Linked DNA regions of Homo sapiens: regions 2, 3, 4, 5, 6 and 7 are each linked to region 1. Evidence: chromatin loops called from intact Hi-C (ENCODE). Cell type or tissue: PC-3. All regions are shown on one strand.

What was found. Peaks named below come from ENCODE experiments on the same cell type or tissue, not always from the same donor. Only the 100,000 strongest peaks of a DNase experiment are listed, where the experiment ranks them.
Region 2: it touches region 1 in a loop (36-fold over the local background); 12 of 110 quality-filtered maps call a loop at or near these places.
Region 3: a loop joins it to region 1, with 18 times the contacts of the local background. A loop is called at or near these places in 2 of 110 quality-filtered maps.
Region 4: it touches region 1 in a loop (5-fold over the local background); 8 of 110 quality-filtered maps call a loop at or near these places.
Region 5: it touches region 1 in a loop (19-fold over the local background); 5 of 110 quality-filtered maps call a loop at or near these places.
Region 6: a loop joins it to region 1, with 8 times the contacts of the local background. A loop is called at or near these places in 3 of 110 quality-filtered maps.
Region 7: it touches region 1 in a loop (10-fold over the local background); 106 of 110 quality-filtered maps call a loop at or near these places.

Annotation. Positions count from the first base shown.
Region 1 is chr20:48,618,446-48,622,445 of GRCh38, forward strand. No RefSeq gene overlaps it. Among named protein-coding and RNA genes, the nearest start is that of PREX1, 210 kb to the right of the region's middle. RefSeq lists enhancers at 472-972, 1,008-1,716, 2,539-2,598 and a silencer at 2,109-2,238. In PC-3, CTCF peaks have their summits at 2,215 (motif pointing left), 2,752 (motif pointing left) and 2,960; DNase peaks (open chromatin) are centred at 2,116, 2,716 and 3,106; H3K4me3 peaks cover 2,026 bases; H3K27ac peaks cover 2,590 bases.
Region 2 is chr20:48,419,560-48,423,559 of GRCh38, forward strand. No RefSeq gene overlaps it. Among named protein-coding and RNA genes, the nearest start is that of LINC00494, 62 kb to the left of the region's middle. In PC-3, a CTCF peak has its summit at 2,160 (motif pointing right); no DNase peak of the experiment used is centred here; H3K27me3 peaks cover 3,681 bases.
Region 3 is chr20:47,948,410-47,952,409 of GRCh38, forward strand. LOC105372637 (a long non-coding RNA gene) reads left to right here and starts at 2,401. Exons shown (of 7, transcript XR_936793.2): 1 at 2,401-2,515; 2 at 3,348-3,436. RefSeq lists enhancers at 2,828-3,387, 4,000. In PC-3, a CTCF peak has its summit at 1,716; DNase peaks (open chromatin) are centred at 1,002, 1,862 and 3,222; H3K27ac peaks cover 3,827 bases.
Region 4 is chr20:48,177,774-48,181,773 of GRCh38, forward strand. No RefSeq gene overlaps it. Among named protein-coding and RNA genes, the nearest start is that of LINC00494, 180 kb to the right of the region's middle. In PC-3, no CTCF peak of the experiment used is centred here; DNase peaks (open chromatin) are centred at 2,468 and 3,058; H3K4me3 peaks cover 510 bases; H3K27ac peaks cover 2,301 bases.
Region 5 is chr20:48,483,077-48,487,076 of GRCh38, forward strand. No RefSeq gene overlaps it. Among named protein-coding and RNA genes, the nearest start is that of LINC00494, 130 kb to the left of the region's middle. In PC-3, a CTCF peak has its summit at 2,385 (motif pointing right); a DNase peak (open chromatin) is centred at 2,295; H3K27me3 peaks cover 1,071 bases.
Region 6 is chr20:48,559,055-48,563,054 of GRCh38, forward strand. All of the region lies in intron 1 of LOC105372646 (a long non-coding RNA gene), which reads right to left. Among named protein-coding and RNA genes, the nearest start is that of LINC00494, 200 kb to the left of the region's middle. In PC-3, no CTCF peak of the experiment used is centred here; no DNase peak of the experiment used is centred here; H3K27me3 peaks cover 1,019 bases.
Region 7 is chr20:47,661,638-47,665,637 of GRCh38, forward strand. It overlaps SULF2 (sulfatase 2), which reads right to left. Exons shown (of 21, transcript NM_001387048.1): 14 at 3,562-3,656; 15 at 2,493-2,552; 16 at 1,816-1,985; 17 at 1,433-1,575; 18 at 136-259. Among named protein-coding and RNA genes, the nearest start is that of SULF2, 120 kb to the right of the region's middle. RefSeq lists enhancers at 1,569-1,618, 2,429-2,568, 2,599-2,648, 3,182-4,000. In PC-3, CTCF peaks have their summits at 2,299 (motif pointing right) and 2,501; a DNase peak (open chromatin) is centred at 2,314.

The DNA.
Region 1 (4,000 bases):
CCAGATGCACCTGGGATGAACGTACTTTTACAAAGTCAATGTAGTTCTTATTTCCTGAACAGCACCACGATAAAGAGTTCGTTTGTTCCTTCAACATTTCAGCCAGCCCGTGGTTTCTATAGCCCTTTCTTGGCATTCCTTCACTTTTAATACACTGGAAGCCCCAAGAGGGAAGCCCCCTGGGTCTTTCCTTGGTGACCTGCTTCTGCCAGCAGCGAGTGGGGCTGCGGGTGGGGACCCAGGACCTGGGACAGGACAAATCCCGGCTCAGAGGCTCCTTGACTGCGTGCCCCTCGGGGAGCGCCTTCCCCCTTCAGCTCCTTCAGCTCCACAGTGGGAGGACAGCGACAACCATGGTGCCCCCCTAGGGCTCTCGTGAGGATTCAGTGAGGTGATGTGCACAGCCTGCGACACACAGTAGGGGTTCAATCAGCACCAAGCATCAGTGTCCCTGCAGTCCCTATGGGGCACGGGGATCTGCCTCACCTGTTAATCAGGAGGAGGAAGGCGAGTCTTTCCTTTTCTTTTTGGAGTCAGTCTCTCACTCCATCACCCAGGCTGGAGCGGAGCAGTGGTTTGATCATGGCTCACTGCAGCCTCGACCTCCCTAGGCTCGGGTGATCCTCCCACCTCAGCCTGGGACCACAGGCTTGCACCACCACCCCAAGCTAATTTTTTTTCTTTATTTTTAATAGAGACAGGGTCTCACTATGTTACCCAGGCTGGTCTCAAACTCCTGCGCTCAAGCAATCCTCCAGCCTCAGCCTCCCAAAGTGCTGGGATGACAGGCGTGAGTCAGGGCACCTGGCTCTAGACTTTCGTCGACGTCCTTTCTGGCTCAGACATTCTGAGCCTCCACCATCGGGTAGGGTCAGACCTTCTGAGCCTCTGCCATCCAGACAGACCCAGATGGATCAGAGGAGGGTGCGAGGGTGAGGGTGAGGCAGAGTGTTCCCAGTCCCTCTTTATGGCCAAGACTCTGCAAACAGGACATGGATCTGGCTTGGATAGGACACAGATGTGACAGCCCTCATGTCTCCCCAGCCTCAGTGCCCCAGGACCCCCTGCCCTCTTCCTGACAGCAGGGGATGTGAGGGAAGGAGGGCAGCCCTGCATCCCACACCCAGGCCCCCTCCCCTCCCCTGATACCCAGCAGCCACGGGTCCATCGTCTTCCAGTGTCAGCCACGCACCATGAAAACAGATACCACCCACCGGGGCCATTCCTGTGCTGTTTTTCAAAGAGCTGTTTGGGCCAAAAGCCAGCAATGCAAGTCTGTGTGCCCTGCAGGGCTGGCCCTCCTCCAGCTCTTCATCTCTGAACCTCCTGTCCCTGGAGCAGCTCATCTCAGCCCTGCCAGTGTCTGGAAAGTGCCCATCATCACCTACAGCTCTAGGAGGGCTCTGGCGAAGCACAAATCAGGACCTGAGAGCATCTCCCGTTACCCATCAGCCCCGTGGCGGTGACATGTGTCCAGCAGGCAGCAGAGCCACTGGGAGGGGCACAGGGTGGGTTGGCTCTGATTGGAGCGGACATGGCAAGAAGGATCTGGAGGTGGAAGCCAGGGCAGCAGGGCCAGCTGCAGGGTGGGGGTGCTCGGGCAGCCCAGCATGGGGAACTGGAGCCTGGAAAGTGCTGGAAGGGAAACATTGCAGGAAGCAGGAGGACAGGGAAGCACCCACCCCACATGCTGGGCAGAGGCTGGCTAGGGACCCGCCCTGGGAGTGGATGGACTTGAATCCTGGGCCCCTCTGCTGAGACCCTCAGGACTTCGGGATGGGAAAACAGAACAGCACAGGGCCGCTGCAGTGACCCAGGGAGAGGAGCTGAGCCAAGCCACCCTCACGCACCCAAGGACCTGCCCCTGGGCCACACCCCAGACAGAGCCCCGGGCTCAGGGTCTGGAGCCACACGGCCTGGGCTCAAATCCAGCCACTGTCCTTGTGAGCAAACTTTGGCTGCAATAATGGGAGGTGCAGCTGGTGAAGGCGCTGGCAGCGGAGGCATTTCCTTAGCATCCCTCTCCTAACCACCCCTGCCCCACTCCAGCCCTCCAGGGAACGCTACCAGTGCCCGGAGGGAGGCAGCTTCAGGCTTGGCTTTCGGCCTCCCCTGCCTGCAAACCCCGAGCTCCAGGCTTGCAGTGGGAGCCTCCCAGGAGCTCTGGGCAGGAGGCCCGCAAGGCTAGGCGGGGCGCCCTGGCCCACAGCGCCATCTAGTGGCCGTCACTTCCACAAAGGTGCACCAGTGACTGTGGGTTTCTGGTCACAAGCTTCGTAAGCACCCCGCTTTACAGTGCATAAGGGCCTTTCATATCCTTCTCCTCCAATCAGAAGAGAGGAAGGGAAAAAAGAGAAAAGAGAGAAGGGAAAGATCCCCGAAAGGAAAGAATTGAAAAATCGAGTCAAGCTCACAGACATATGTTATGGGACAAAGACAAATATAGAAAAGCTTAGAGAGAGAGAAAGAAAATGAGGGGGACGAAAGTAAGAAAGAGACAAATTTTAAAAAGTTTTTAAAAAGAGAGAAAAAAAGAGAAAATATTCACGGCAAGCCCAGCCCAGGAGAGGGATAGCGCCAGTGCCCATTGTCCAGACGATTCCAGGCCCCGCCTCCAGGCTGGCTCTGTCCCAAATACCTGCACCCAGGAGCCAGCCTTCGGTCTGAGTGCTGGAGCCCGGGGAACAGCAGCCTCTGGGCACTACGCGGTCCCCAGCACCACCTGCTGGACAGACAGGGCACTACACTTATCCCGGGAAGTTCCACTTTGGGGCCCTGGAGGAGACTCCTGGTACCCCCGCAAGGCAGCCAGGTGGGCGTAAAGTCTCCATTTCTCAAAGAAGGAAGCTGAGGGTCCCAGAAAGACAGAGAATCTCAGATATGGCCACTCAGCAAGTATCAGGTGTTGACAGATTCAGGAGCAGGCGAGGGTGTCTGACTTCAAAGGTCCTAGTCCAGCCCCCCATGAATGAACCCACGTGGCAGACACAGAGGTTAGAGGGGCCCGCTTGGCCACAGATGGGTGTGGCTTGCGCCCCCCGCTCTGATCACTGTGCTAACCCTGCTTTCTTCTATTAATATTTAGCCGTGATTCACCACTGTCTGGCCCTGGGCTACAGTATGGAAGGGGTGTGGTTCCTGCTCTTACTGCTGGGGGGAAGGTGGACAGGAAGTACACCAACAGTTATTTAGATAAAATCATAAAGCGGTCAACACACCCCATCGTACCTTCCACTTCCTGGGTGGCCTCTGTTGCAGTCCACGCCAAGGGGCCATCTCTGGGTCAGCACCTTTTGACAGATGAAAAAACTGAGGCTCAGAGGAATTCAACCACCTGGGCCCTGCCCTCATCCTGGAGGAGCAGAGAAGGAGAGGCTCCGAGAGACGTCAATGCGGGGCTGCGCCTGCCCCTTGATTCTCCATTGGACGGCACAGTGACTCCGGGTCACCAGGTCCTCCCCGAGCTGACATCGCCATGGCAAGTCCAGAGCTAAGGATCTGGCCGTCAGCGTGAGCAGGCCGGATGAGTGCTCGGACCACGTGGCTCCGGGGAGCTGGAGAGCTGGCACCCTCCTCAAGAAGACAGCCGCTCCTCAGCTCCAGCTGACATGTAGCCAGGTGGGAATGTGGACCAGTGTGACCAGAGCTTCTGATTTTTTCTTTAATCTTTTTTTTAAGAGGCAGGACCACACTACGTTGCCCAGGCTGGAGTGCAGTTGGCTATTCACAGGTGTGATCAAAGCGCACGACAGCCTTGAACTCCTGGTCTCAAGCAATCCTCCCACCTTTGCCTCCAAGTAGCTGGGACCACAGGTGCGCACCACCACACCCAGCTCAGAGCTTCTGATTTTCGAGACAAACTAAAAATCAGAATTCAGAGATGAAATTTGCTGGTTCATAAATATAATTCATTTTTTTAAAACACCATATCAGGAAGGAAGTAAAAAAAAAAACCCACATTTAGTTCCAAGTTTCAGCCTGGAGCCATCAGTTTGAGACC
Region 2 (4,000 bases), 200 kb before region 1:
GGCTACATGTAAGTAGAGTGTGGACTTAAGGACCCCTCCTTGGGGTTGAGGCTTCAAATCCTAAGCTCCCAAAGGGGACCATTTGAAAAACAAGAATAATTTCTGTTTGGCCAAGTACTGCACTACATAGCTGCATTTGAGAGAAGAGGACTGAGTCTTTTTAGGTTTGCGAATTCCAGTTTTTCCTTTTTTTTTTTTTTTTTTTTTTTTTTAGACAAGGTCTTGTTCTGTCTTGCAGGCAGTGGTGGCTCACTGCAGCCTTGACTTCCTGGGCTCAAGTGATCCTCCAGCCTCAGCTTTCCATGTAGCTGGGACTACAGGCATGCGCCACTATACCTGGTTAATTTTTTTTATGGTTTTTTTTTTTAGTAAAGATGGAATCTTGCTATATTGTTCAGGCTGGTCTTGAACTCCTGGGCTCAAGTGATCCTTCCACCTCAGCCTCCCAAATTGTTGGGATTACAGGCCTGAGCCACCACGCCCAGCCCTTCAGTGTAGTGATCTATGGTGGACATCATACCCTTCTGGGGGCATTTTGGATATTGTGGGGATGGTTTTGGTTGTGTTTTGATTGGGGACACTGACATTTATTCAATTATTCAATAGGAGTCCAGGGACACTAGAATTCTGCCACATTCAGGACACTCAGACACAACAAAGTCCCATGACTTATCCATATCCCTTAGAATAATTCATGAGCCTAGAAACTCACTCCATTTTACACAGAACTCTAGGTATTGATGGCAGCTTTCAAAGGACATTGAACATAGAGTTTGTAGTCTCTGCCCACAGACACCACTGTTCCTTTTTCCCTAACTGCCTGTGCAGAGTGCTGCTGAGCCGTGTGGCTTCCTGCTCTTTGATTGGCCTACTCATCACTGGAGGTGCAGACGTCTCGCTGCTTCTGGGGTTTGTCTAGTGTAGCTACACGTAATCATTTTCACATATTTATTATAAGTTCATTTTATAGAAGTTATTATTTTGTATTATCTGTATTATTTTATAACAAGCTTGTTCCCTTTTCCCTCTTTTATATTACAATTAAGACATCATCCTGATTTGCTTTTAGGTTATACATATAGGTAATTCCTATTATTTTTGAATTTCATTTTAGAATAGTAAAGCATCATCATAAGATATCATAAAATACAGTTCAGTCTAATAGGGCTGAGGATCGCTGTTCCCGTGGAACTCTGCTATGGACGTTTGCTAAGAGGCCCAGAATCGGATTTTTCCAGCAAGAACATCCTGATTTTACTGTGGGGAATATTTATCTACTGGACCCAGTCTTGACGACCTTGATGGGCGGTCTTAGTTTGGCAAAGGTTGTTTGCACTGACATTTGAAATCCACCAGAGACCCAGTGCCAATCAGCATGAGAAGTCATCTTCTCAAAGCATCAGTAATTTATGCAAAACAGCACATTCCCCTTCTATTCCATTTTAGTTCATTTCTCTGTTCTCCTTCCAGCTCTTTCCATTCCTCCAGAAAGGTCTTTTCTGTTTAATTCCTGGGTAGAGATGGCTCCTTGTACCCCAGTGTCCTTCCCTTCCTTCAGACAGTGATTTTTAGTTGGGTGCTTGGTCACCTAGGCTAAAGATTGCTGTTCCCAGTCCCCCTGCAGGAGATGTGCCACCTGACCACGATCTGTCCAAAGGGATGTGAGAAGTGAGGGATGCAGGTTATGTGTACCCTTAGAGATGAGTCCTGCTAGCCGGACTCTGTGTACCCTTAGATATAAGAGTCCTGCTGGCAGGACTCTGAGTACAGAAAGGAAGCATCTTGGAGCTTGCTGCCAAAGGTCCTAGCCTAGTGATGGCAAAACAGGAAGACAGGAGGAGCTGGGGTCCCTGACAATGGAGCCGCCACAGCAGCCCTGGGCCATTGCTTTTGACTATTGTGTGCTAGAGAAATAAACTTCTATCTTAACATACTGTTATTTTGTGTGTGGCAAAGCGTGTGCTCATCACAAACCCATTTCTTCTTCCTGGATTCACATGGAGACCACATTTCCAGCGTCCTCTGTATCAGGTGCAGGTATGGAGTGTAAGCTTTCATGGTGGATGCTTCAGGGCATCCAGAACAAAGATGAACGCCCCACAGAGCTATCTTGAGAGCCACAAGCTGAAGGTGGCAGTGCCACAGGAGAGAAGGATCCTGGGTCCCCAAACCACAGGGGGGCACTCCCTACACACAACCAGGAGCATTCGCTTGGACAATTAGAGGAACAAGAAACAAACCTTTATTTGGTAAAGCCACTCACATTTTGGAGTTTGATACCTTGTATGACCTTAATTAATTCAAGTTTATGTCCCAGCTCTCTACATCCTAATCAAAGAGCCCTGAGCACACAAAAGAAAAAGATCTAGGTCTTTCTGGAATTTCTGCATAAAATATTCATAAATTAATTGGTAGAAAGAAACCTGTCAGTCATCCACTTGCACAGCAAATACCCATTGAGCTTCAACTTGAGCACAGTGGTGACAGAATGGAAAAGGAACCTGTAGGGTCCCTGCTCTCCTGGAGCATATGATGGGGACAGTCAGCGGACAGGTCAGTACTGCAGGGATTTTTATGGAAGGAGGTGTGTTAATCGAATTTTCGTGAAACAAATCACATTCTGACTTCCTGCCAATGATATAATTTTATTTTCTGCTTTAGAAATCTTTCTTGGTGTAAAATGATGAATGCTTTCATAATATAAGCAACAAATCCCCACTTTTTCTTGTTTCATCTTCTGTAAGTTCTGGATTCTTTGTCTGGTTTTCTAAAGGCAGTGCACTCTGGTTCAGCAAAGGTTGTTTACATTGACATTTTAAATCCACCAGAGACCTATTGCCAATCAGCATGAAAAACCATCTTCTCAATGCATCAGTAATTTATGCAAAACAGCCCATTCCCCTTCCACTTTGTTTCAGTTTATTCTGAGGCTCTGGCCAGGCCTCTGTCAAGCCTGGTGGCATCTTTCAGGCGTGCACAAATGACCTACAGATACAGGGGTCTCCATTCTCATGGTGAGACTGGGTGAACTCCCAGATGTTCCCAATGCATCCCTTCTGGTAGGTTTCTCCAGGAAGGTACATCCTGCAGAGCCATCCTTTGGCCTGCACCATCTCATTCTGAATTTCTGGCTCAGAAGTCAACAAACTACAGCCTGTGGGCCAAACCTGATTACACTTGATTTTGTAAATAAAGTTTTATTGCAACACGGACACACTCATTCATTTACATATTGACTGTGGCTGCTTTTGCAATAAAATGGGGAGAATTGAGGGCAGAATGGCCTCCACAACCTAAAATATATATATATATTTTGTCCAAGATGGAGTCTCACTCTGTCGCCCAGACTGGAGTGCAGTGGCATGATCTCAGCTCACTGCAGCCTCCATCTACCAGGTTCAAGTGATTCTCCTGCCTCAGCCTCCTGATTAGCTGGTACTACAGGCATGCACCACCATGCCCAACTAATTTTGTATTTTTTTTAGTGGAGACGGGGTTTCACTGTGTTGGTCGGGTTGGTCTCAAACTCCTGACCTCAAGCCATCGCCTGCCTCGGCCTCCCAAAGTGCTGGGATTACAGGCAAGAACCACCACACCCAGCCAAAATACTTTCTATTTTATACCCTCTGGTTCTTTTTAGAAAACGTTTGCCAACTACTGACCTAGATAATTAACTTCCTTGGTTTTGCCTAATTGCCCTGGTTTGGGTAATTCTGTAAGTGTGACCTCTGGCTCCTCCTTACCCTGCATCTTGAAGCTGAACTTGAGTGGATGGAGTTTCTAGTTCTTTAATGGGAATTTGGCTCAGAGTCAATAGAAAGAAAAGAAAAACACACTTTTTAAGGTTTTATATTTTATTAAATTAAATCGGATTGAAAACAAAAAGCAACAGTCCTCAGGTCCTATGTTTTCACCTTCAGTCCATGCCTAGGGTTGACCACTTTTGATAGTTTCAAATTTTTTGGTGCTTCTGGAACTCTAAATATTAACCTTCAAGTTC
Region 3 (4,000 bases), 670 kb before region 1:
CAAAAAATTAGCTGGGCATGGTGGCGGGTACTTGTAATCCCAGATACTTGGGAGTCGGAGGCAGGAGAATCACTTGAACCTGGGAGGGGCGGAGGTTGCAGTGAGCTGAGATTGTGCCATTGCACTCCAGCCTGGGCAACAAGAGCAAGACTCTGTCTCAAAACAAAAAACCAACATAGTTGCACATGCTCAGTAAGGGGGATCCACGCAAGGGTCTGATAGCATCCACACCCGCTCCAACCGTCTATTAATAGACAGTGGTCAAGGTGGTCCTCCTCTTCAAGTTCAGGTTCAGGTTCCAAGACAGAATGGGTCAGTCTTGTAATGGGGACTGTGAGATTTGCTGGGCTGCTGTAGGATCTGCCAAGGGACATTAGAAGAAAGGCAGGAAACCACACTGGGGTTAGAGTCCCACAGAATTTTATTTCAGCTCTGGCCCTTTCTGGCTGTGAGGTCTTGGGTGAGTGTCTTCTCTCTCTGGATGCATTTCATCACCTAAACATGGGACACCCACACCTGCCCAAGGGATTAGCTCTGGGATCATCCTCTGAAGCCCACCACTGCTGCTGCTGCTTCATGCATTGGCACTAATTTTGAATGCCTTGTTGGATGTTCACATAGGTTAAAAAGCTGCTTGAAATGATCTGAGCCCAGAACTGAAATCCATTTTACATAGAAATAATTTTTATTTTATTTTATTTTTTTTACTGTTTTAAACTGAGTTTTACCACACTGTTCCCATGGTGTAAACTACGGGAAGATTGTACTCTGTTCTTTTCAGGATTTATTCAATGTTGCTCACCTGTTTGAAAAAAATCACCTTACCAATGGCAGAGCCTCTTGTGGTGTCTGAGTTGCCCAGAACAGTACAGCTGTAGTCAGTCCGCATCTGTGACTTCGTTCACTGTGATTCTGCATCCAAGTTCAAGCATCTGATGACATAATTACACGGTCTACCTTAGTAATGCCAGGTGTATTAGTCTTCTCAGGCTGCTATGAAGAAACACCCGAGACTGGGTAATTTATAAAGGAAAGAGGCTTAACTGACTCACAGCTCTGCAGGGCTGGGGATGCCTCAGGAAACTTACAATCAAGGCGGAAGGGGAAGCAGGCTTGTCCTCCTTCACATGGTGGCAGCAAGGAGAAGTGCAGAGTGAAGTGGGGGAAAAGCCCCTTATAAAACCATCAGATTATCCTGAGAACTCATTTACTGTCACGAGAAAAGTATGGAGGTAACCACCCCCGTGATTCAGTGACCTCCCCCCAGTTCCCTTCCATGACACGTGGATATTATGGGAGCTACAGTTCAACGTGAGATTTAGGTGGGGACACAGCCAAACCATATCACTAGGGCACTTACATGTTGAACTATGTTTTGTTTTATTATAAATTCCTTTCTTTTTCTCTTTATATCCCTCTGGGGAAATTACATTGTTTAAGAAAATGCCTGTAGCTAGGTTATATTTTCTATGAATTTCATTTCAGTTGAGTAAAGGGAAAGTGATAAAGTATTTGTGTTAAAAGCCTGGCATTGACTCTGACAGAGTCGAGAATCACACATCTACAAAGAATTAGCAACATCTTCTCTTTCCATAGGAAACCCATAGCCTCACTGAGAGACACCTTGGAGCTCTTTGTTAGTTTGAGCCACATTTTACAAGGAAGGACTCTTTTCTGTCCTCTCCCAACTGCTATCCTTTGCTAGGACTCCTTAAGAGGGAGTATTTTCCCTCTTAAGGAGTCTGCTGGGGACCTGTGTAATCATTTAGCCCACATCCTGGGCCATGTCAGCTCTCCTGGAATTGTCCCTACTAGCGTTGAGTGTGGCTGTCTTACTCCCCTTTGCTGGAGGAACAGACCTGGACTTCTGCCAAACTGAGGTCCCTGCCTGGTGAGTAAGTAATTTGTTTCCTCCATAGGAGATGGAGCGACAATCAAGAAACAAACAAACACATTTTTTTTTTAAAAGGCATAAAAGCTTAGTCATGCAAATCAAGGCAGAGGAGAGAGGGTAAAGAAAATGGCCTTATTCATATTCTGCAACTTCAGCACGCCCTGGCCCATGGGCCGATTTCTATTAAAACACTCAGCCTAGAGCAGCCAACACTCCGGCTCATTAATAAAGGTTTGTCCCAAGTGGAGTAAACACCACCCGTTCCCAGGACACCCAGAAGCAGAAAATTAACCAGAGGTGAACTGGGTCATTAGCTGCTGCACAATATGGGTCATCCTAGATTAATTTAGTTCCCTTCAACTGGAGGCTCAAAGAGAGTGACCGGTTCTCATAGCGGGGAACAGTGACTTAGCAGCGTGTTGAGGTCTCTTGGATACCAGGCCAGGAGCTGCCATTATGATTCATGGCGCCTCTGACATCACTCAGTGGTTTTGTGATGCAAAGTTCACATGTCTGAGCACACATAAGGGACTCTGTGAATATGTGTGTATTTGTTGTGTGCATGCCCGCAGAATGGGATACAGAGACTCACTCTATTCATCAGGGATTTGTTTTAATCAGGTATGGTAAGACCCCCAGACACAGAAAGTACTGTCATCCGGGAAGACATTCATTACATTCTAGGTCCCGAGAAACGGGAGACATGGCATGCTCTGCGGGGCCGCACGGGGAACCCTGGGAACCCGGGAACCGTGCTCTGCGGTCCGCACGGGGAACCCGGGAACCGTGCTCTGCAGGGCCACATGGGGAACACTGGGAACCCGGGAACTGTGCTCTGCGGGGCCACACGGGGAACCTAGGAACCCGGGAACACGGGAACCGTGCTCTGCAGGGCCACATGGGGAACCTGGGGAACCGTGCTCTGCAGGGCCACACGGGGAACCCGGGGAACCGTGCTCTGCAGGGCCACACGGGGAACCCGGGGAACCGTGCTCTGCAGGGCCACACGGGGAACCTGGGAACCCGGGAACCGTGCTCTGCAGGGCCACATGGGGAACCCTGGGAACCCGGGAACCGTGCTTTGCAGGACCACATGGGGAACCCGGGAACCCGGGAACCGTGCTCTGCAGGGCCACATGGGGAACCCTGGGAACCCGGGAACCGTGCTCTGCAGGGCCACATGGGGAACGCTTCCTTTCAAGAGGAAGAGGGAGGAAGTGAGACATGAGCAAGAGACTTTATTGAGGAATGAATGGATAGGCAGTCACCAGGCTCAGGGTTGTGAGTGTGAGTCACTTCAGCAGGCTCTGGGACATAGGGGCTGTTCCTAGTTGTCTGGTACCTGGCCCTGGAGAGGGAGAGCCCAATAAAAGAGGTGGTTGGGGCGTGTGGGCTCTTGATTTGTTTTTCATTTGCAAGACATGCTCCAGATGAGTTGTTTCCTGTCTCTTAGGAATTGGCAGGCATGGGAAGAGCACGCTGTCCAGGGTCGGCAAGGCCTGGAAATGTCAGAGCATCAGAATACTGAAAATAAAAGACATGGTCAGTACTCATACATAGACATGACACACACATATACACACATACGCAGACTCACACATGTCAACAGCTGAATGAAAAATGTCTTTCATTCCTGGAAGCAGGAGTCATATCACTTTCTCCAAAGCATGTCTTTTTCTATGCAATGGTGTGCTTTAGGTGCAAGAACACTCGAGAAGCGGCAAAGATAAAGTTAAACAAATCCAAGTGTTATAATTCTGCATTATGCATATGTTTTGACTTTTCATCTTTTATTCAGAGAGTAAGATAACCAAATAGAGTAAAGGAAGCCCAGCCAACCAGCTCAGTTTCATGTGGGCAGAACCAGCAGGAAATTGAAAGGGGAGAGAAGCCCCTTGCCAAAGCCGCCTCCACTTGCACTGGGAAGCCCACCACAGGCCACCACCTGGGCTGGGAGATTTGTCAGCAGGCGTTGGCCTGTGACAGTCACACTTCCTGCTCCTCAGTCTGAGATGCCCCAACCAGATGGCGGAGGCCCGATGGGGAAGGAGCAGCCTCCACGGAGGCCCGCCTGGTTTTCCAGCCTTGGACTTGCAGCCGGGACAT
Region 4 (4,000 bases), 440 kb before region 1:
AGGTTAATAATTTGAGTGGACAGAAATTGTTTTGCCTATGCTTTATCCATTTCTCCTCCCTTTGAGGTCAGAATGTGTGTTTTTCTTGGGAAACCACCTGTCTCTCACTCTCACCTTACTCGGGTGTCCTGGACTGACCCTAGGTGTGAGTAGGTGACCCAGGCCTGGCCAATCAGAGCATCAGATTCACCAGCTGCCTAGGACCCCAGTCGGTTCATCAAAATGCAAGTCTTAAATTGTCACTGAGATTGTTAAACAGAGAGACATTCTTTTTATGCTGGATTTTATGTTGAGATTGTTAAACAAGAGAGATATTCTTTTTATGCTGGATTTTATGTTGTGATAATAGAAGCTGAGAAATGCTTGGAGACACCATATAGAGATAATTTGCCTACATAGGGAGCCACAAAATGCAAACAGAGATAAGTGATTAAAAAGCCAGAAAGGCCGAGTCCTGATGAAAAGATTTAAGCCCTTGGATCTAGCCAGGCCTGAAATCCATCAGATCCCCTCTGGACATTTCAATCATGGATCCAAAGAATTTGTGGGAGTTTTTTTTTGTTTTGTTTTGTTTTCATTTTCTTTAAAGTCCAGCAATTTTACTTGAACTTGGTGTTGGTCATGATGGGTCACTATTCACAGGATGCAGCCTGCTCTTTTAACAAATAATTTCCAAGGTTTTGTTTTTGGAAGTTTTTTTGAATTATTATTTTCGGTATTTGTATTGCTCCCTTGCTGCATTGTCTTTTTTTTCCTTGAGAGATTCCTTTTATCTGTAAGTTAGTTCTTGTCTCTATCAACACAATTTTTTACCCTCTCTCCTAATTTTTGCTTCATCTGACCCTTCCGTCCACTATTATCTTCTCTGCCTCCTAAAATCTTTAAGACAATTATTTTATCAACAATCCCCCCTTCTCCCTAACATCTCCAGATGACTCTCCCAGTCCCTCCACGGACCAGCCTTGCCTGTAATCTGACTCTCTTTGAGGACAAGCAGCCCCTCTCCAAGGAAGCTCTCTTTGTTTCCCTCACAATTCAGGCGCTCCAAGTCTAGAGGCAGGGTCAGCCCCCTCTCTGTTTTTCATGACAATCAATATATCACTTTCCTTCTTCCTATTTCAAAAGCACATCTTGCTTGAAGCTCTTGCCATGTGTCTTTAACTCCCGTCCAACATTCTCCGCCCCTCATCTGGAAACATCCCACTCAGTCCCCTTTATTCAGTAAAGACTGAAGCTCTTGGCTCACTCTTTTTTTTTTTTCAATCTCATCTAAGGCCCTAACATCCACTCAGGTTCCAATCCTGGCTCCATCCTTTATTAGATCCATTACTGTGGGCCAGGTGCTGAATTTGCTTGTGCCTCAGTTTCCTCACTGGCAAAATAGGACTAAGTGGTCCTTACATAGTTGTTGTAATGATTGAATTAAAGTGCAGAAATGCTCAGAACAGTGCGTGGCACTAAATGTAGTCTGTTATTATTATTATCATCATTTAAATTTTTATCTGGCTTGGCTGGAGGAGCACAAGTAGGCCCTTAGCTGAAGCTGAAATGTGAAGACTTTTTAAAGAACTCTGTGATTTGATTTTGGTGTCCCAGAAGGTAGCATCCTAGAGGTATTAATTTATAAACCATTCACAGGAAATAAAGAATAAAATGTAACTCCTTGCAAGAGGGCTTGTTTATATATTTTATAAGTAGACTTTACCGCTTCCAACTACTGATCAAACCAGCTCGCCATCAACTCATGATAAAAAGTCCTCATTGGTAACAATAGGGGAGGAAACAGGAGCATTTCCTACATCCACCTTGGTGATTACCAATGTGTGAGACCTTTGCAGACCCATGGATGTACCAATATCCTCCAAGGGTGTGTTGGCATGGCCACCTCCTCCCAAGACCTCCCCATACCACACATCCCCCACCACCGGCATCTCATGCCCACACCATCTGATATGGTTTGGCTGTTTCCCCACCCAAATCTCATCTTGAATTGTAGTTCCCATAAGTCCCATGTGTCATGGGAGGGACCCAGTGGGAGATAATTAAATCATGGGGCAGGTCTTTCCCGCGTTGTTCTCATGATAGTGAATAAGTCTCATGAGATTTGATGGTTTTATAAAGAAGAGTTCCCCTACACAAGCTGTCTTGCCTGCCACCATGTAAGAAGTGACTTCGCTCCTCATTTGCCTTCCTGCATGATTGTGAGGCCTCCCCAGCCATGTGGAACTGTGGGTCCATTAAACCTCTTTCCTTTATAAATTATGCAGTATTGGGTGTATCTTTATTAGCAGCATGAGAACAGACTAATACACACCCTCTCATCCTCCCTGAACTTTCCACCGGCATATTCTATCTCTGGATTTCACATCATCACACAAGGCATTTTCTGAAAACTCCTGTCACCCCCTCCTAAAGTGATTTGTCACCAGCAAATAGAGTGATGGGAGGAGCCTCTTTATTAACCAAGAGATGATTCATAGGGCTGCACACAAAGCCTGTGAAAAGCAATGTTTATTTTCTTGAAATGACATAAAACTATCATTAATCATCCTACCCAACCCATCCTGAGCGACCTCCTCGCTTGTTTTAACTTCTACAAATTAATGTAAATCACTAGATTCAGGGTGCATATTTGGAGTGGAGGGTCAGAAGAGCCGGCCAGAAGACCTTTGCTTCTGTTTCTATAAAACATCATACACTAAGAAAAAAACACATTTCCATTTCTTTCTTTCCTATAATTGGTCAGGGGTCTTCCAAACTCGAGTCTGTTCTTTGTGAACCAACATAGCAGAATTTAATTTTGTACCCCTTCTCCCCTCATAGCTAAACCTTGAACTTACCGACTGGAGTGAACAATGAGGCCACCATATGGAGGACAGCATCCTGGTCTAGAAAAACAATCTCCATAATGCACCAGCCCATCCAAAAACAGACTGAAATTATATGTTGAAGCACAGTGGAAATTTCCTCCTGCATGTTTTATGTAAACAAGTTCATTTGTTCATTCAATGAATCCACAGTTCTTCAAAGGCTCTGTTTATATTAAAAGAAAGAAGCAGAAAAATTTGGATTGGCGGGCAGCCAGCTCTACACCTACAGAGTTGTCAAGCTGTTAGAGCAACATTCGGGAGCTCCGATGTTTATGTTGAGATGGGCTTTTAAGCCAAAAGTAAAATATTTTTTTTTGGATGAAACAGCCAGATATGTGAGCAATGGACTCACATCATCAGAGACAAAAAGACCAGTGTTTTGCAAAAGGGCAGAAGCTGAGCTGGTGATGGGCCTCAGACCTTGCGCAGGGCCCGAGGACTCTGTCTTCTCATGTCTATGGAGCAGCATCTCAGGGGTTTCTACATTAGACAGCTTTAAAGTAACAAAGAAGAGCGAGTGTCTGAGGTTAAGACCTTGACACACGATGGTCTCTAGGCTGCTGACTTGAATCCTCAGGAAAAAATCTACCCACCAAAGGCCTAAAAGTTGGGTTCTTTCCAAGTGTGATATTTTATATTTACTATTTAGAAGACCATGCAGTAATCAAATAGCAGCTTCAAGAGAGGCTCTATGAGAAAGAGTGTCTTGTATCCATCAGGATTCTGTGGTTGCAAGTGACAGAAAATCCTACCCCAGTTGGTTTAATCCAACCAAGTGTTTCATTGAATCACAGACTTGAAGCAGGATGGGGATTTTTGCTTTGGGTGTGGCTGGATCCAGGAACTCAAAGGATGTCACCATGTGGCTCTTTTTCTCTATTTTTAAACTGTGCATTCCCCTGAGTTGGCTATATTTTAGGGTAGATGTTCACTCGTATGAAGGTGGCCAGCGGCTGCTCCAGCTCAGCATCGTAACTTCTCAGCAACTGCAGTGGAAAGAGAGCACTGCTCCTGCAGTTACTGAGGCCGATACCTGAGAATTGGCCTTTAGTAACTTTAACTGGGTCACATGTGCATATCTTAACCAATCACTGTGGTCATGGGATAGAGACTTCTGATTGGTCAGACCC
Region 5 (4,000 bases), 140 kb before region 1:
GGAGCAAGAACGGCCAGCTTACAAGGACAGGTCTGTATTCTGTGGATGGGCCAGAAAGAGGGTATGCAGCGAGGGAATGGTAATAACGTAGGAGAAAATGGCCAGGGTCACAGCCTGGTTTGTCCCCTTCTCACTGGGGGCCTGCAGAAGGCTGGTCCAAGCCAGCGACATCCGTGCATAGGGGTCAAAATGGACTGGGACCCTTCATTTGCTTCCTGGTGTCTTGAGATAGCCTCCCACCCACCAGCCCCACTGTGGGTCCCTGCACTGGCTTCACCAAGAAGAAACTGGGAGGCTGAGGGGCTGACCTGCGGGGAGATCTTTTACTCAGTCCCTGTGGACCTGTTGAATGTTTAACTTATCCTTAAAAAACATGCCTGCCTCTTTGCATGTCTAACTGTCATAAGGAACATGTGCTACTTTGCTAAAGAAGGAAAACATCACTCCAGACCACCTGTGCATTTAGTAAACAACAATTCGCAGCCCAGAGCAGTGGGTTTGCTGCTGCTGCAGAAAACAAAAGCTCAAAACCCAGGTGGAGCCTTCAAAGGCCACCTGGCTCCAAATTCACCCTCGGAATTCACTAACTGGTGTGTCTGGAGCTGTTTCTTTTTTGGTGTCTGGTGTCAGGAAAGAGAAGACACAGGGACACCAGTTGGCGGCTTAATCACATCAGACCCAAACCTCAGTTCTGTGTGTCCCATCTAGACGCCACTGGGGCTGAATGAACCACGAGCTGCTGCCCTGAGCAGGGAGTCGAATCCATCCTTGATCAGATGGCTGAAGTCGCGCACACCCTCTAGGGCCCTGCATGGGGGTGGGGAATCACCCGTTGGTTTTATCTCACAGCAGGGATGACCCCTCACTGGGCACCCCAGCTCAGACCTCAAGGGAAACAGGCCTGAGGAAAGATGGGTGGAAGGATGGGGCCCCTGGTGGGAGGACTCACAGGGTAAGAGACCCCACCCACTTAGGCAATTCACACTCGGGGTCTTTGGGGCCCTCGAAGGAAACCGTTGGTTCACAGTGAACACAGACAGGTCCAGCTATTCAGGATCACAATTATCTGCAGCAGGGACAACCACCCACTGCCAAAAGATGAATTCAGTAAGGCAGAAACTTTAGCTCATGATGAATTTCTTACTGAAAATGATTTCTATAATCATGTTTTATTTACCTGTATTTAAAGATTAAAGTTTCAATATGGCACCTTAATTCCTTAACAAAGAGAAAGAATGCATATCTTGTGGTAACGGGGACCAGCAGCTCCATGAATCAAAGCTTTCTGTGGCTCGATCTAGTTCAGGGTATGAGTGATACATTTAATGTGCCAGCAAAAGCCTCTGGTAAACAGGGAGCAGCGTTACAGCCAGCAGAGCCCAAGGGCTTGCCGGAGCTGATGGAGATTTAAGGGAGCAGGTTCGAGCTCCTCCTGAGGCAGAATGAGCGGAAGGCTCTCTCCGTCTCCTGAGTGTCAGGCTGGACTCAAAAGGGAGAGAAAATTGTTTAAATGAAACAAAACACTGTCATTGCAATGTGACATTCTCTTCCCTTTTTTTTCCTTTTTTTTTTTTTTTTTTGGACACAGGTTCTTGTTCTGTCACCCACCCAGGCTGGATTACAGGGGCATGATCTTGACTCACTGCAGCCTCAACCTTCCAGGCTCAGATGATCCTCCTGCCTCCTCAGTAGCTGGGACCACAGGCATGTGCCACCACATCTGGCTTTTTTTTTTTTTTAAGACATGAAGTCTCGCCACATTGCCCAGGCTGGTGGATTACAGGTGTCAGCCACCACACCTGGCTCCCTTCCCTATCTCACCTGACAGTGTCTCTACATCCCCATCTCTTACCACTCTCCCAATTTCTTAGATACTCTGTCCCCATCTCTGATCCTCCTGATCTCTGGCCTTTGCACTTGCTGTTCCTTCCACCTAGTGTGCTGTTCCCTCAAATCACCCATGGCAGCCCCTTCTTATCCTTCAGGACTCAGCCCACATGTCACCTCCTCAGAGAGGCCTTCCCAGACCACCCAAAATGAGACAGTAGCTCCACCCCCATGACTCTTTATCCCATCTCCCAATCTGTGTCCTTTATTGTATCTTTCACAGTCTGAATGATGTTTATGTGTTGACCTGCATGCTGTCCATCCTCATAGACTGGAACTTCCTGAGAGTGTCATGAGATCAGATGGCTCTTACGGCTCTTACTCACCGCTGTGTCCCAGACACCAGCACAGCAGCCTGTGTTTAAAGATGGTCTGTCAATATTTGTTAAGTGACTGGACAGATACGGAAGTGGACAGTTACACTGACAGTTTTTACAGGGGGACGTGTTGCTTTGTCTTCGACTTGTTCCATTGTTCTCGTATATAACGTGGGCCTGACCAGAAGGAGGTGCTGCTTGGACATGACAAAAAACTTTCACACAATCTGTTGGACAATAAACCACATAAGTACCCCTTCTCTATCCATTATTCTACACCTTTGTGGATACATCAATAGATTTCATGTGGGCTCAGGAATTTTGAAATATATATTTTAACAAATTGCTCATATAGACAGGGATCCTAAAATATAGACAGACATATAGATAGTCACCTGAGCCCTGCACACTCTACGCATGACTTTGCAATCCATCCTTTGAGGAAGTCTGCAGCAAAGACGGCCCTTCAGAGCTGTGATGAATCGAGTCAAGGGGCTGGACCTTTAGACCCCTGTGTTTACTACTAGTCTTTGGAGATGGAGGGACCCCAGGAAGGGTGACTGGGCAAAGCAGCTCCTGTCAGCCAGGGGCATTTTCTGGGGAGGGTCTCAGCTGTGAGCTCTCAGCAGGCAACCCCCTGGGCAGTGGGGCATGCATGCCTGCTCCTGAAAGGGGATGTGGGGGACACATCCCAGCATCTGCTCCAAGCCATGAATCTTTCTCACCAAGGCCATTGTGCAAAAGCTTCCTGACAGGCCTCCCTTCTTCCACTCTTGCTTTCCCTATTTTCCACACAGCAGCCAGAGGAAGCCTGTGAAACCCAGGTCAGGTCCTGTGCTTCCTCTGCTCAGAACTCTCCATGGTTTCCACATACTCAGAGTAAAACCCCGAGCTTCATGATAACCATGAGGCCCGCAGCTTCTGCCCCCAAGGCTTCTCTGACCTCACCTCCCGCTGCTCCTCTCCTCACTCGGCCGCAGCTGTGGCTCCCTCCCTGATTTTCCTGGAACATGCCAGCACACCTGTTGCTGGCTTTGTACTCACTATTCTTTTGCCTGGAAGGCTCCACCCTTGTCATCCTGGCCCACAGCCTCAGCTCCTCCGGTCTTTGCTCAAATGGTGGCTTCTCAGCGGGGTCTTCCCTGACCATCCTACTGAAAATCAACAACCACCCCCCATAGGGGGTTGAACAAGGGCCCCCCATACATGTCTACATTCAAACCCCTGGGACCTGTGTATATGTCCATTGCAAAGAGGTTTTGCTGATGTAATTAAGTAAAGGATCTTGAGATAGAAAGATGACTCTAGATGACCTGGCTGGGCCCAGTGTAATCACAGGGGTCCTTATAAGAGGGAGGCAGGAGAGTCTGAGTCAGAGGAGCTATAGTGACAGGGCAGAGACTGGAATCATGTGCTTGAATATGGAGGAAGGGGCCGCGAGCCCAGGAATACAAGGGGCTTAAAGGAAAACACAGGCCAGACCAGCACTTTGGGAGGCAGAGGCAGGTGGATCACTTGAGGTCAGGAGTTCGAGACCAGCCAGGCCAACATGGTGAAATACCATCTCTACTAACACAAAAAAAATTAGCCGGACATGGTGCACACACATGTAGTCCCAGCTACTTGGGAAGTTGAGGCAGAAGAATATCTTGAACCCAGGAGGCAGAGGCTGCAGTGAGCCAAGATTGGACCACTGCACTGCAGCCTGGGCAATAGAGTGAGATTCTGCCTCTAAAAAAAAGAAAGAGACAAAGAAAGATGGCAGGGCGGGGTGTTGGGGAGAGAGAGAGAGAGAG
Region 6 (4,000 bases), 59 kb before region 1:
TCTCTCTTTGTCATTAAACGTAAGTCAGGCATTCTTCACAAAATGCTGCCAAGAAAGCCATAGAAGGAATAGCATGACTTATACACATCAAAAGAAAGATCCCCTCAAGGGGGTTTGGGAAGAGTCGGGGTGGCATGAAGAGCTTGAAAGGCCCAATTGTCCATCCAGGATGATACCAGTGAGAGATGTCATGAGGGGCGAGAGACATGGGAGGGGAAAGGCTGTGCCAGACACTGTGGATGGAGGCAGCAGGGGCTGGAGCATCAGGAGGCTGTGGGGGCCCCAAGGATTCTGCTGAGCCCCACCCAGGCCCAGCTGAGTCATGGCTGAGAGATTTCCCACGCCAGGGACATCTGAGACCCTGAGGCCCCTAAGTCTCCCAGGCAGACACCGAGCTCCAGAATGCGGCCAACAGTCCCCACCTGCATGGAAGGACCTGGAAAACAGGCTGAGGCCTTGAACCCAGAGGACCAAGTAGTTTGCTGGGAATTATGGGGAAGAAAGGTGGCTGAAGGAGCTTTGCAGACTCCCTGAGCTCATGGGTGTCTGAGCTGGTAAGTTAAGATCAGCCTAAAACACCTGACCTACAGCACCTGCCTACAATGAACACACACACACACACACACACACACACACACGCACACACTTACAGAGGCACTCACAGGCAAACACACATGCATACACACGCACACACAGAGGCACTCACAGGCAAACACACATGCATACACACACACGCACAGACTTACAGCGGGACTCACAGGCAAACACACACATGCATACATATACACACACACACACACACACACACACACACACACACACACACACACACAGTCACAAACAAGATTTGTCCCCTCTCCCCTAAAGGAGAAGGGGCAAAATGCAGACATCACCACACGGGACCTTTGAACAGTGACAATGGAAAGAAAACCCAAGTAAACAAGTGATACCACCAGCCCAGCCACAGCCCCCTCTTCTATGCTAAATTCAATTTGCCACGTCCCCTTCATGGTGTTTCCTTGATGGCAGGAAAGGGATAGAGTAGAAAATTATAGGCAGGGCCCAGTGTGGGGAAGAGAGGCCTCAAAAACTCAAGGCCCGAGGGAAGGCAATATGCGGTGACACAGTGGTTTCCAAAACTATTTTTCCTCTCTACATACACACAACCAGATTCACCAGATTCAGCACACAAAAAAATGTATTTCAGAAAAGCAAAGAATAATTTTTTATGTAAGTATGCACCAAATATCACATAGGACATGGTTATACTAAAAAATTAATTTATCAAAAATTCAGATTTAACCAAGAATCCTGTATTTTATTTGGCAACACACACACACACACACTCTCACACATCTTATCTAGGACTCAACATAAAAAGCAGCTAAAAAGCAGGTCCTACCCCTGGGCCTCCCTGCCCCAGCCCCTAGACCCTGATGGCACTTTCTTGGACTCTAAGGGCCCAATTAGAAAATCACTGGTGCAGTTGGGCATGGTGGCTTATGCCTGTAATCCCAGTACTTTAGGAGGCCGAGGTGGGTGGATCACCTGAGGTTAGGAGTTCGAGACTAGCCTGGCCAACATAGTGAAAGTCCATCTCTAGATATACAAAAATTAGCTGGGTGTGGTGGTGCACGCCTGTAATTCCAGCTATTCTGGAGGCTGAGGCAGGAGAATCGCTTGAACCCAGGAGCCGGAGGTTGCAGTGAGCTGAGATCACACCACTACACTCCAGACTGGGCAACAAGAGCAAAACTCCGTCTCAAAAAAAAAAAAAAGCACCAGCGCGGTGGAAAGGGTATGCGTTCCACGTCAAGGTACAGTTCCACCTGGTTCAAACCCCACTTGCCAGCCTCGTGACCTTGAGCAAGACCCTTTACGTCTTTGAGCATTAATTTTTCCATAAACTTAGGTTTATGTTTGAATCTGGGTATTTGCTCATGTGTGTGTTGGAACACTGCCCTCTCGCCCCTCTTGTCACCCGTCTCTTTCCCACCAGGCTCCCTGTCACTGGGGAAGAGAAGAGGAGGCTGCTCTAAAGCAGGTTCTCAGTGGAGACAGAGAGCAGGGAGACAGACTTTCCCTAGAGGACACCCCCAGATTTGTTCACCTTGTAGCGAACTGTGAAAGGGATTTCTTACTGCATCTCCATCTCCTGTTACAGAGCCACCAGAGTGTTCTAATTAACTTAAAGTCATTAATGGCTGGGCACAGTGGCTCATGCCTGTAATCTCAGAACTTGAGGGGCCAAGGTGGGCAGATCACTTGAGATCAGAAGTTCAAGACCAGCCTGGACAACATGGTGAAACCCTCTCTCTACTAAAAATAAGAAAATTAGCAGGGCACTGTGGCGGGCACCTGTAATCCCAGCTGCCGGGAGGCAGAGGTTACAATGAGCAGAGATCGTGCCACTGCACTCCAGCCTGGGCAACAGAATGAGACTCTGTATCCAAAAAAAAAAAGTCATTCATTAAATATAGAAACGGGGTGGAGAGGACAGACTGAAGACCCCTGGCCTCTTGCTTGTGCAGCATCGAGGAGGAGAGAAAACTCAAGGCAGCCCACAAGGTGTCCTCATAAGCAACTTTAGTGTCCTCATAAGCAACTCAAAGAGTAATGGTGCTGGGCTAGGCTGGTGGCACATAGGACATTTGTTCATGAAGACCCTTCCTGCCCTGGGCCAAGTTTAAGTACACACCATGGCTTAGAAGGTGGGTGTGAGGTTCAGGCTTTGGTGATACTTGCTGGCTTGTTTTTTTGGGGGTTTTTTGGGTTTTTTAAATATATTACTTCCCCTGAAGCATTAATAACATGCTAAGTTTCCAAACTTATCAGCTGAGTGATGAGTTGACTATAAAACGCCGGGTTGGAGAGTGACAATATGCCCCTGGGTGTGCGTGCACGCCCGTGTGTCCAAATGAACCTACGTGTGTCTGTTGCCCAGAATATGGCTCCTATGCAATGATCTTGAACACCTGGTTAATGTATTTATAAAGGCAATACAATCATACAGAGAACACCGCTGGCATTTGGCGCTCATTCCCCTTTGATTGAGGGATGATTTTTCTCTCCACTGTTCTGGAATTGGTGAAGTGTTGAGACCTGCATCACAGAGATGGTTCTAGTCTCCTGATTTAGGCTGTATGGGGAATATTCCCAGCCCATCCTGTCCCATAATAGAGACTACCAGTTCTTAGACATCATCTCCCTCAGAAGCAGGGAATTCTCTCCACCCAGAGACTGCTTCATCTGCAGCTCTTCATGCTCGCTTATGATTTTGAAACCCACATCTTATGACTTTGAGTCTGCGTTGCCCAGTGGTCCTGGCCTCTGACCCATAGCTTCATCTTATGAAAATCCTAGCCCCCAGTTTTGTACACCTGGGCCCTGATGGAGACTTAGATAATTTCTATCCCAACCCCAGGATCGTTTTGCGCAGCTTTCTTATGTGGATTGATGGACAGGTCCATCCCTGGGTACCATAACCACTACCCAAGAAGTGTCTGACCAAGTGGAAGCCAAGCGTGTTAAGGGAAGAAAGTTGCCAACAGCCCTTCTCACTGGCTCCCATTCAGGGCCTCAGGAGTGACGTGACCCACCCCAGGGGCTGGAGGAGAGAAGCTTTTTGGCTAAAAGTTTGAGAAAACTGTTTACACAGAAGTCCCGAAGAGATTCATGCTCTGGTGAAAATCAGATGATCCAAAAAATTGTGTGTGACCTGCTGTAGAGATGGACAGTAGCCAGGAGACACCACGCTTCTGAATGCAGATCATCTGGCTCTTTCTGAAAAAGGGAACCCTTGATGGGCTGGGATTCTTAGTGACTTGGAGTGCTGACTATTTGAATGTGAATCAGGATTTGTTCAGCTGCAAGGAGTAGAGTAAATTAACAGTTGCTTAGTCAGTGCTTCTGAAACTTTCGTGTGCATACAAATCACCTGGGTTCCTTGTTAAACAGCAGCTTCTAATTCATTGGGCATGGAATGGCATCTATAATAAGC
Region 7 (4,000 bases), 960 kb before region 1:
ATGACTCGTCTGGAACTGTATCACCTCCCAAAGCCTGGTGATTTCAGGCTCATTCTTGGGGTAGACACCACCTCCTGAGTCCCTTCCTTTGGTTACCCTGCTGTCCAAGGGCCCCACGTTGGGGTGCCTACTCACCCAGGTCCATGTTTCGAGTCCGGGGGTTACACTGCTTGTAACCCTTGCAGCTCCTCAGCTCCATGAGCTGTACGTGTAGCTGGTTGAGGACATCCCTGTCCAGTGTGTTCACTGCATTCATCAGCTGGTTGCAAAAAAGGTAGTCTGTCAACAAGGTAAGTACAGGGACTCTCGCCCTGCCCTTCTACCAACCAGGGGACATATTTCAGGCAGGTGGCGGGTGGAAGGTGCTAGGGGCTGGTGACCTGTTTACTCCAACTTCTGCAAGAGCCAGCGTTTGGAAGAGTTAGGTGACTTTTTGGCTTCAAGTCCCACCAGGTTCACTCTTCATGAGAGTGAAAACTCAGGAGAATAAAAACCACGTCTGTGTATTTAACGTTGGAGTTCTGCAGCCACTGGTCAGGAAACTTCCCAAGCTTGGAAAGAAAGCCTTCCAAGTCTTGGTTTTATCAGCAGCCTTCATTCAGGGGCCCTCAGCTCCTCCTGATTGCAAAGCAGCCATTTGATGAAAGGACGGGTAAGTGGCCTGGGTTCTTGTGTAGTCTGGGAGCTACCGGTGAGGGACTTAACCTACCCCTTTGGTAAAGTATGAGGGTGAACCTATCTAAGGAGAAAGACTGCACACCTATATAGTAATTAAAGCATTTGTGCTGCTGACATTTAAACATCAGATTTCATTTAAATTATTTCAGGCTTTTCTTGAAAGGTCAAAGCCTGGGCAATACCAAGGCCACAGTACAGGAAAGCTCTAGTGCTGGAGCTCAGTAGTGACTGTCCCTGTACAAGGGCCCACATGTTCCGATGACCAGACATGCCACTGCTCCTTTTGGTCTTGTGTGGTCCTGGGCCACTTCAGTCGCATGTGTGTTTAGATGGCTTACTGTACGGAAGCACTTAGCAGAGTGCTTGGTGCAGTGTGTTACTGTTATATTAGCTGCGCGGTCCGTGTAGGCCCTGCAGTGGGTGATATTTGGCTTGATCCTACAGCCTGACAGTGTTAGGAGTCTTCACAAGTTCCGGCAAAACCTGGTTGCATGCTGCATGTTAAGTTAGAGGGAAGAAGCCATATATATTACACACGCAGGGTGATGGAGGCAAAAAGCAGGGTGATGGAGGCAAAAAAGGCTGATTGAACACAGAACCCCCAATCTCAGCAGCTTCACAACTTACTCCCACCGGCTCAGGGACTCAGTGGGACTTGGACAATTTGTCATCACTTCCCTGAGGTTGGGGGGGGCCTACCTGGCAGCACTGGTGTACCCCACACCCCCATCCCTCTAGCTCGGGTTGCCTGTACCTGGTAGGGGTCTGTGTTGAGATCAAAGTACTCTAGGAAGCCAGTTGCAAATTCACAGAAGAGGAAATTGTGAGTCTCATTGATGGTCCTCATGCACCAGTACGTGTTATTGTTGGCGCTGGTGCAGGCACAGAAAGGCCCCACTGCCAAGGAAGAGAGAGCATGTCCTGAGTGCCTGCGGGAGGAGGCCCCATCTGCCAACAGTGATTCCTGTCAGGGACAGCCCCTAAAACCAGTTCGTCAAATGCCAAGAGGCTGTCCCGAGCACCGTGGACCCCTGGTGTTGGGGACCCCCTTTCTGAGAGAGGTCTGGGTCACTAAGTGGAGAAGTTTCTTGAACCCCTGGGCCTCAGCCTGTCCACCCCTGCCCTGGGCTTGCTCACGTGTCCAGAAAGGCGCCGTCTGCCAGTGCTGGTTGTCGTGGGTGAAGCACGTGAGGCCTGGCATGCTGCACGTGTCGTTGTTCTGCAGGCGCTTGAGCAGCTTGCGGAGTTTCTTCTTGCGCTTCTGCTCCCGCAACAGCCACACCTTGTCCTTCTCTTGCAGGCCCTTCCTATGGGCGCAGAGGGCCACACACACCTTGGGCCTCTGAGGGATCAGTGACCCCATGTCTCTGCTCTTCCTGTCCACCTAAGGGCTTCGCTGAGGCTTCTCCAACAGAGAGCCATGGGCATAGCAATTCAGGGTCCCAAGTCCCAGTGCTGCTCCAAGGCAGAGCCGGGACCAGAACCTGGGTCTTGTCATTCTACTTTAACTCCCAAGGGGGCACAAGCTGGGGACAGAACCAGGCAGCTACTGGGACTCCTGTTGACACCCCTTTCCCCTCCTTCCTGTGTCCTGCCCTGCTTGGTGGAGTTGCGGTAACCCCATTTAGCCACAAGGGGGCGTCGGAGGCCCGCTCAGTGTTGATTGGGAAGTAAGGCCTCTTCGAGGGCTACCGTGGACTTCCCAGGGAAGGGCCTGGACTTCTTTCCTTTTCTTCTGAGTTTTAGCTTAAGGGAGGGCCACCTCCTCATGCAGGCCTCTGCATCTCTTCCCCAGGACCTCAAGCTGCTCTTACCTGAAAGGATGCAGACTGGAGCCTCTGTGCTTGAGGCGGCCTTTGTGCTGGGTGTGGTAGCTGTAACAGACCCCCCCAGCCCCAGGCTTCAGGAGTGGCTCAGAGGGCTCCGCTGGCAGGTGCAAGCTGTGATTTCTGGGACTCCCATGTGTTGCTGCTGCCCCACCCCTGTCCCTCCTTCTGGGGTGGTGGTGGGTAGGGCATGACCCTATCCTCAGGGCAGCAGGTGCCTGCCTGAGTGGCTTCTTTCTCCAAGCATGAGCCAGGACTCTGCCTGGACTTTTGCTAGACTTTAGCAGGTTGGGTTAATTGTAATTTAGCCACGACTAGAAGCTGGGCCTGGCTTTAGGTGCATCAGCCTCAGCATCCTTTTTCCTTTCTTTTTTGATGGTTAATTTTACATGTCAAAGCCTCAGCATCTTGAGGTTGGTTCCCTCACCACCCTGCCTACTCACACTTGGTCGGGGTCAACACAGGGAAGCCTGTGTTTTGCAACACTTTCTGGAAAGACAGCAGGGCTTCTACAGCTGTGCTGTCCAGTATGGTAGCCACTGGCCACAGGTGGCTACTTCAATTTGAATTAAGCAAAATAAAAAATTTGGCTCCTTAGTGACACTAGCCAAAATTTTAAGTATGCACCAGCCACGTGTGGTGTAGTGCAGATATAGCCCATTTCCGTCAGCACAGAATGTTCTATTAGAGCTGTTCTAGAGTTCAGTCCTTTGGGCCAGGGGACCCCTAAGCCGGGAACATGGACCTCAAACCACATGGGGGATTTCTGAAAGGGCAATCGGCAGAGGCACTTTTCCGGCCTGGAGCCGGCTCTGCGCAGCCAGCACGGGTCTCTTGCTAGCAGTACTGGAATCTGGGCGCCAGCCTGGCTGAGGAGCAGGTCCGTGTGCCACACTGGCTGACAACAGGGAGGTAAATTACGGATTTTTTTAATGCCATGAGGGGAGAAGATAAAGATAAAAATAAAAAATGAAAGGGGTCAATCACGAGAGGGGATGAACTGAACTGTCCTGTAGGAGAGTGGGGTCTTAGGGAGGTCCCTTTGCTACTGCCTCACCTGATTTTGTGACAGTCACATTCTTCTGGCCGCTTTTTCTTCAGGTGACCTCGGACTTCCCTCAGGTTCTTAATTTTGTTCTGCAGGGTTTCAATCTGAGGGAGGGGCAGAAGAGGAGGCCTTGAAACCTTCAAGGCTGGACAACAAAGACTTGGCCTGGTGACTGCCCCCACGCTGCCGTGTCTGTGCTCAGCAGCGGCAGCCTGCACTCCCCGGGCCCCAGGGCAAGCACCGGCATGTCTGGGTGGGGAGGAGGTACTTGTTCTGCCTGAAGGAAGCCCGCCTTCTCCTCCAGCCAGCCCTTGCAAGGGAACCGAGTCATTTTTCCGGCCTGGCCTGCGCAGGAACCCGCTGAGCCCACTGAGGCCTCCAGTGTCTCCCCTGGGTTTGATGAAAGGCCTCCTGTAGCGTAGACTTCTTGTAAGTCAAAAGGGGGACA